2 separate regions of the Homo sapiens genome follow, and region 2 is linked to region 1. A link is a loop called in an ENCODE intact Hi-C map of the cell type or tissue named here. Cell type or tissue: GM12878. All regions are shown on one strand. Links, peaks and the distances in the headings refer to the core of each region. The heading gives the core; the rest is flanking DNA.

Region 1 (2,800 bases), core at 45-2,544:
TGCTGTTGCTGTGCAAAGGAACGCAAGAGGTGAAAAATTCTGTAATCTTACAATTAAACACTACTCTTTCAGTGGGCCTGTGTTTTAGGGCTATGACTTTGGTAAGTGTTTTGCCAGTGGTATAGGTTTCCCTTAGGCCTCTTCTCTACTTCTCCGGCCGTAGCATTCCTAACCTATTTCCTTGAAGCTTTAACTCCTGCTTCTGGCTGAAGGATCTTTGTTGGCTCTTCGCTGTGAGAATCTGGTGGGATTCCTTGAGGTAAAGCCAACAAAATTGTGGGGCCTCCCTAAGTCTGTGACCCCAGGAATTTTACACTCTCATGCTAGTCCATTCAGCCTTTGCAATGTGGCAAAATTACCATTTAAGTGCTCCTACCATTTTATGAGCTCCAGAGACTTCTACCCCAGGTAAGCAAATCTTTCCTGGAATACTGTGAATCTCTGGATTTGGCTGTCTTTCCAGATATCTAGATAGAAATTTACCCTGTAATCTCAGTTCTCTCAAGAAAAGTCGTTGCATTTCTGTTTGTTCAGCTCTTTCTTATTGTAAGAACAGGAGTGATGATTTCCAAGCTCTTTACATGTCTGAGCTTATAGTAGAGTTACTCATGTATAGTTGAATCCTGAAGTGCACAGTATTGGTGAACCTTGAAAAAAAGTAACTGAAGAGTAGAACATGAAAAGAAATGAGGAAATATTTTCTAGCTTAAATAAGTTTATGGAACAATTTTGATCTGTGGCTGTGTCAAAGTTAGTAAACTAGATGACAATTTACTTTTTCTCCAAAAATTTATATGAGCTATACTTTCAATTTGGGTAATCAATGAAATTCCCCATTTTGCTTCCCATGCATATAAGACACTGCTTTGATGACCAGTTGACATGAGAAAGATTTTTCATAGGAAGTGGCATAAAATTTAGTGATTCATAAAGTGTGTCATGGGACTGTATAGATATTATTATTTTGTATGTAAAACTGTCTTCAAAAGACCACAATGATCTCGGTTTCACTGAGAAGTCACATGTTGATGCAAACCTTATGTTCACACAGTGGTTGCCTTTTAGTACATCAAACGTTAGTGAACATCATTAGATCAAATGACTGTAAAAGGTCTTAAGTGGAATGATTTTGATCTGCTCTACACATTTCCCACTGGATTTTTGTCCACATTACATAATCGCTGTACATTTGGCACAGTATGTTGCCTTTGAAAAAGCTTCAAGATTAAGAAAGCATGAAGACAGGATTGCCCATAAAATCAGAAAGGAGCACTAGAAATATATATGCTGCAAAAACTAAAACCTTTCTTCCTCATTCAGTGTAAACTAAAAGCTCATGCTGAGCTAAAGCTTTATGATTAAGAACTCAACGTAGATAAACATTAAAAGCTATTTCACACTATTTGTCTTCTGATTTGGCAAGACATCAGTATTAAAAAATCTATTTAGTAATGATTTCTAAAATTCTTAACCCTGTACAGAAGGTCTTATTTACTCTACCGTGGTCAAACAGCCTGGAAAAATTAAAATAAAAAAAAAATAGTCAATTTGCATAGGACAAGTTAGTCTGAGAGCATTTCTTCTTTAAGAGAGCATAAAAGTGAAAGAAGATCCCCTGGATGTGGGTAGTTTTAGAGGGAATATTGACAACTGAGCAAATATTAAGCATACTTTTCCAAATTGAGATCATTTGCATTTAGCTTTTAATATACAGCCTTCCCTTTTCCTATCTCATAGCAGCTTCTTCAGTGTAATTAGATTTAATTAGAAGCAGTGACATCAACTTCAAAAGCTGTGGATTGTGCTCAGAAGTCACCTTTGGAATCACTATAAAATGTTTGCCCATTTTAGTAAGCAAGACATTTAAACTTGCAGTCTGTTTAACCAGAAAAGAATAAAAGTGAAAGAGATGTTTGTGGTGATTCAAAGGTGACTTTTGAGCACATTCCACAGCCTTTGAAGTTGTCACTGAGCCTAATTAAACTTCTCCTTCGTGTTTATTCTTTTGCAATTAAATGGACTTCAAGTTTAAATGTTCTTTTACAAGGAATTTTAATTATTACAAATGCAAAGTTTTATTTAGGGCCTGTTTCCACCTAGCCGTAATCAATAATATTATTTCCATGAGTAAGAGAGGTTAGGAGGCCCAAGCAACAAAATCAGAGTGAACATTTTGGAAAACAATATTTGTTGGGAATAGCCCAGGGGAATATCAAAAGATGTGCTGGAGCAAGCTTTCACCAGCTCATCAGAGCTAATTGTTAAATTTTCACTAATTTTGCAAGCCAGTTGTTCAAGGCCATCATCATCATCATCATCATCATCATCATCATCATCATCAGTCATCATTTGAGGCACATCTTGCTGTGTCACCCAGGCTGGAGTGCAGTGGCACAATTATGGCTCACTGCAACCTTGACCTCCTGGGCTCAATTGATCCTCTTACCTCAGCCTCCCAAGTAGTTGGGACTGCAGGCATGCATCACCATGCCTGGATAATTTTTGTATTTTTTCTAGAGACAGGATCTCCCTATGTTTCCCAGGCTGGTCTCTAATTTCTGGGCTTAAGTGATCTGCCCTCAAGGCCATTATTAAAAATATTTGTAATGCAAGCTTACAATTAAATAAATTATATTGAAATAAAAAAGATGTATTTAAATACATTATTTCCTAATTCATTTACTGCTTTTTACTGTTACCTTTGCCTTCATGATTATTCACATTGACTATATCATAGTGGAAATACTGAACAATGATGTATTATTGTGTATCTCTTCATAATTCCCTATCCATCGATGCC
Region 2 (2,800 bases), core at 45-2,544, 47 kb after region 1:
TCACTCTTTCACCTTTTTCTGTTAGTTATGAGTGTTTTTACTCTCCCAATACGTTTTACTCTTCTTCCTCCCTCTTTCTTTTCTGCCATGAGCCACCTCCATTTTCTTAATTGAATAAAATTGGAACCTGTCATATATTTAGCATACTCATTAAATAAATGTTACTACCTAAGAATCAAATGAATATTGCTTTTATGATTATTTTTTCTTACAAAACAAAGTTAAGCCAATGCAAAAAATGTTGTTTCTTACTTGGATAAAACCTTGAATACATCTATTTTTTTTGTTGTTGTTGTTCTAATGGGGCAGTGATCTATTACAACTAAAAAAAAATGTACTCAGGTCTGAGTGCTTAAGTAAACAACAAAAGCAAATGAGAAACTGGTATTAATAAGAAGAAAGATGAGAAGAAGGGAAGAGAATGCAAAAGAGAAAGAGGAGAAGATTTCACAGACCAAAAGTTTAAAAGGAAGAAAAAAAATAACCTAGACAAGCAAATGAGAAGCCTGCGATGACTACACCCTTTTTCTGGTCCAGTCTTTCCCTTCTAGACATTGGTGAAATGCCTATCTAGCCAAAGGAAGACTAGCCAGAATAGGGGAAATCACATCTGGTTTTACTCATTAAACAACTGTTTGAGGATCCACTATGTACTAAATCTTGTTCTAGGCAGTTTAGAATCCTAGAAGAATAATGTTCATCGGTAATCATCTGTGTTTCTTTCTTTTTTTTTTTTTTTTTTTTTTTTGAGACAGAGTCTTGCTCTGTCACCCAGGCTGGAGTGTGGTGGCGTGATCTCGGCTCACTGCAACCTCCGCCCCTCCAGGTTTAAGCAATTATCTGCCTCAGCCTCTGGAGTAGCTGGGATTACAGGCACGTGCCACCATGCCCAGCTAATTTTTTGTATTTTTATTAGAGACGGGGTTTCACCATCTTGGCCAGGCTGGTCTTGAACTCCTGACCTCATGATCCACCTGCCTTGGCCTCCCAAAGTGCTGGGATTACAGGCGTGAGCCACCATGCCTGGCCGACCATCTGTGTTTCTTGTCAGGTTTAAAGCAGTTTCTTTGGAGGGAAATATGCTTTTACTTTGTCAGCCACCCTTGTAAGTTGCTTTGTGTGCCACCAAAACGGAAAGCAAAAGTAGGCAAAAGAGAAAATAACAAAATCATGTACATAAATCTCTTATAAAGATTTGTCTTGGATTTACTGTGGAGAGAAGTTTCAGCCCTCTTATTGTATGTGCATCTGTTTCCCTATCCCCAAAAGGCATTAGCGGAACAAACCCCTACTGTACCTGGTGGAAGTAATGCACAGCAGCAACTTCCCTTGTGCGGCTGGATATTAATGCTAATGTACAGGAGTTAAATATAGCACAAAGCTAGTGTGTTGGAAAGAAAAGACAAAGCAACTAACATCACACTGCAAGGGGTGGGGTGGGGGAGGTGAGGAGATGATTATATCCTTAAGCGCCAGGATAGACTGCAAAAGTGGTAAACTGATAAGAGGAGAATGCAACTAGTGAACAGAACTCAGTCATGCTAACCTAATATTCTCAGTGGCAAAGAAAACCCAAGAATGTTGCCTAGATGAGTGTGAATGAGAGAGTCTGGAAAAGACAGAAACCTTTGGTGATGTTTATTAATAAGTGGGTTCAATAAGAAAAATGGGAGTAAGTTTTCTAGTTTTCTCCCACTTCTAACAGGAGACTGTATTAGGTCATACACCACTAGAGTAAGTAGAAAAATGTCCAAGTCCCACATAGTTCCCATTGCCTAAATGTTAGAAACCACCTTGAAAAACTCTAGAAGAAATGCTTCATGGATAATGGCTTAAATGAAGGAGTTTTGTTCTGATAAAGTGATCCAAGGTCATGAGAATTTTTCCTATGGCCATGGAAAATTTTGGTTTCAACATGTGCTGTATCTTTCTCAAGGTGACAGTGTGATGTATTGGTGAAAGTACTGGGTGGGGATTTGGGGCAACTGTATTTAAGAAGTGAGTCTTTCACTACAAATCTATGTAATCTTGAAAAAGTTAAATTCTCAGCATGTTATGATTATTTTTATTTTTTCATTTCTAAACCGAGATGATTAAATCAGATGACCACAACTGTTCTATCTGGTTCTGACATGATAGATTCTCCATGGGCTGTGCCCAGCTGTGCTGTGAGGCCTGAGGTAGAGGAGCCTTACCTCCCTCAGGGCATTAGACACTTACTTTGGGGGAAGATTCTTCTTATACCAGAACAACTGACTCTATAACTGAGTGTTCTGAATGGCTCCTGTCTCTTTAATGGATATGTCTCCAGGGCTTAGGACAGCCATTGGCACTAGGTGCTTAGAAATCTTTGGTAAATGAGTGAAGTACTATCTCCAAGGAAACTGATACTTAAATGGGACTTAAGGAACACTCCTTTCAGGGCATACAATACTGATTGTAACTGGGGTTAAAGCAAGGACTCTGTTCAAATCTCCACTTTATCACTTACTTTTGGCTGACCACAGGAAAATTACTTAATCTCTCTAAGTTAATCCTCTTACAGTGAAAGCACGGTTAGAATTGTGTTTCCCTAATATGGATATTGTGAGATTTAAGCCAGTATTGCATTATTAGCACAGTGACTAGCAAGTAGTGAGTAGTCAATAAACATAACTATACTTAGGTCAGGTTTAAGTTTTGAGGCCACAAAACAAATGGTGGGGAGACTTCTTCCAAAATCATAGTGGATACAGGTGTGTTTTGTTAAGAGTTAGCTAACTAGTTATTGAACAAAAATGAAACAGAGATTTTAAAAACT

The links. A loop is a pair of places that touch in the nucleus more often than their neighbours do. Peaks named below come from ENCODE experiments on the same cell type or tissue, not always from the same donor. Only the 100,000 strongest peaks of a DNase experiment are listed, where the experiment ranks them.
Region 2: it touches region 1 in a loop (2.5-fold over the local background); 2 of 110 quality-filtered maps call a loop at or near these places.

The regions. Positions count from the first base shown.
Region 1 is chr5:89,231,349-89,234,148 of GRCh38, forward strand. The region is part of intron 7 of MEF2C-AS1 (MEF2C antisense RNA 1); the gene reads left to right. Among named protein-coding and RNA genes, the nearest start is that of LINC02161, 350 kb to the right of the region's middle. In GM12878, for the core only: no CTCF peak of the experiment used is centred there; a DNase peak (open chromatin) is centred at 1,033; H3K4me3 peaks cover 958 bases; H3K27ac peaks cover 2,500 bases.
Region 2 is chr5:89,278,364-89,281,163 of GRCh38, forward strand. All of the region lies in intron 7 of MEF2C-AS1 (MEF2C antisense RNA 1), which reads left to right. Among named protein-coding and RNA genes, the nearest start is that of LINC02161, 300 kb to the right of the region's middle. RefSeq lists an enhancer at 2,004-2,173. In GM12878, for the core only: no CTCF peak of the experiment used is centred there; DNase peaks (open chromatin) are centred at 1,250, 1,905 and 2,230; H3K27ac peaks cover 2,171 bases.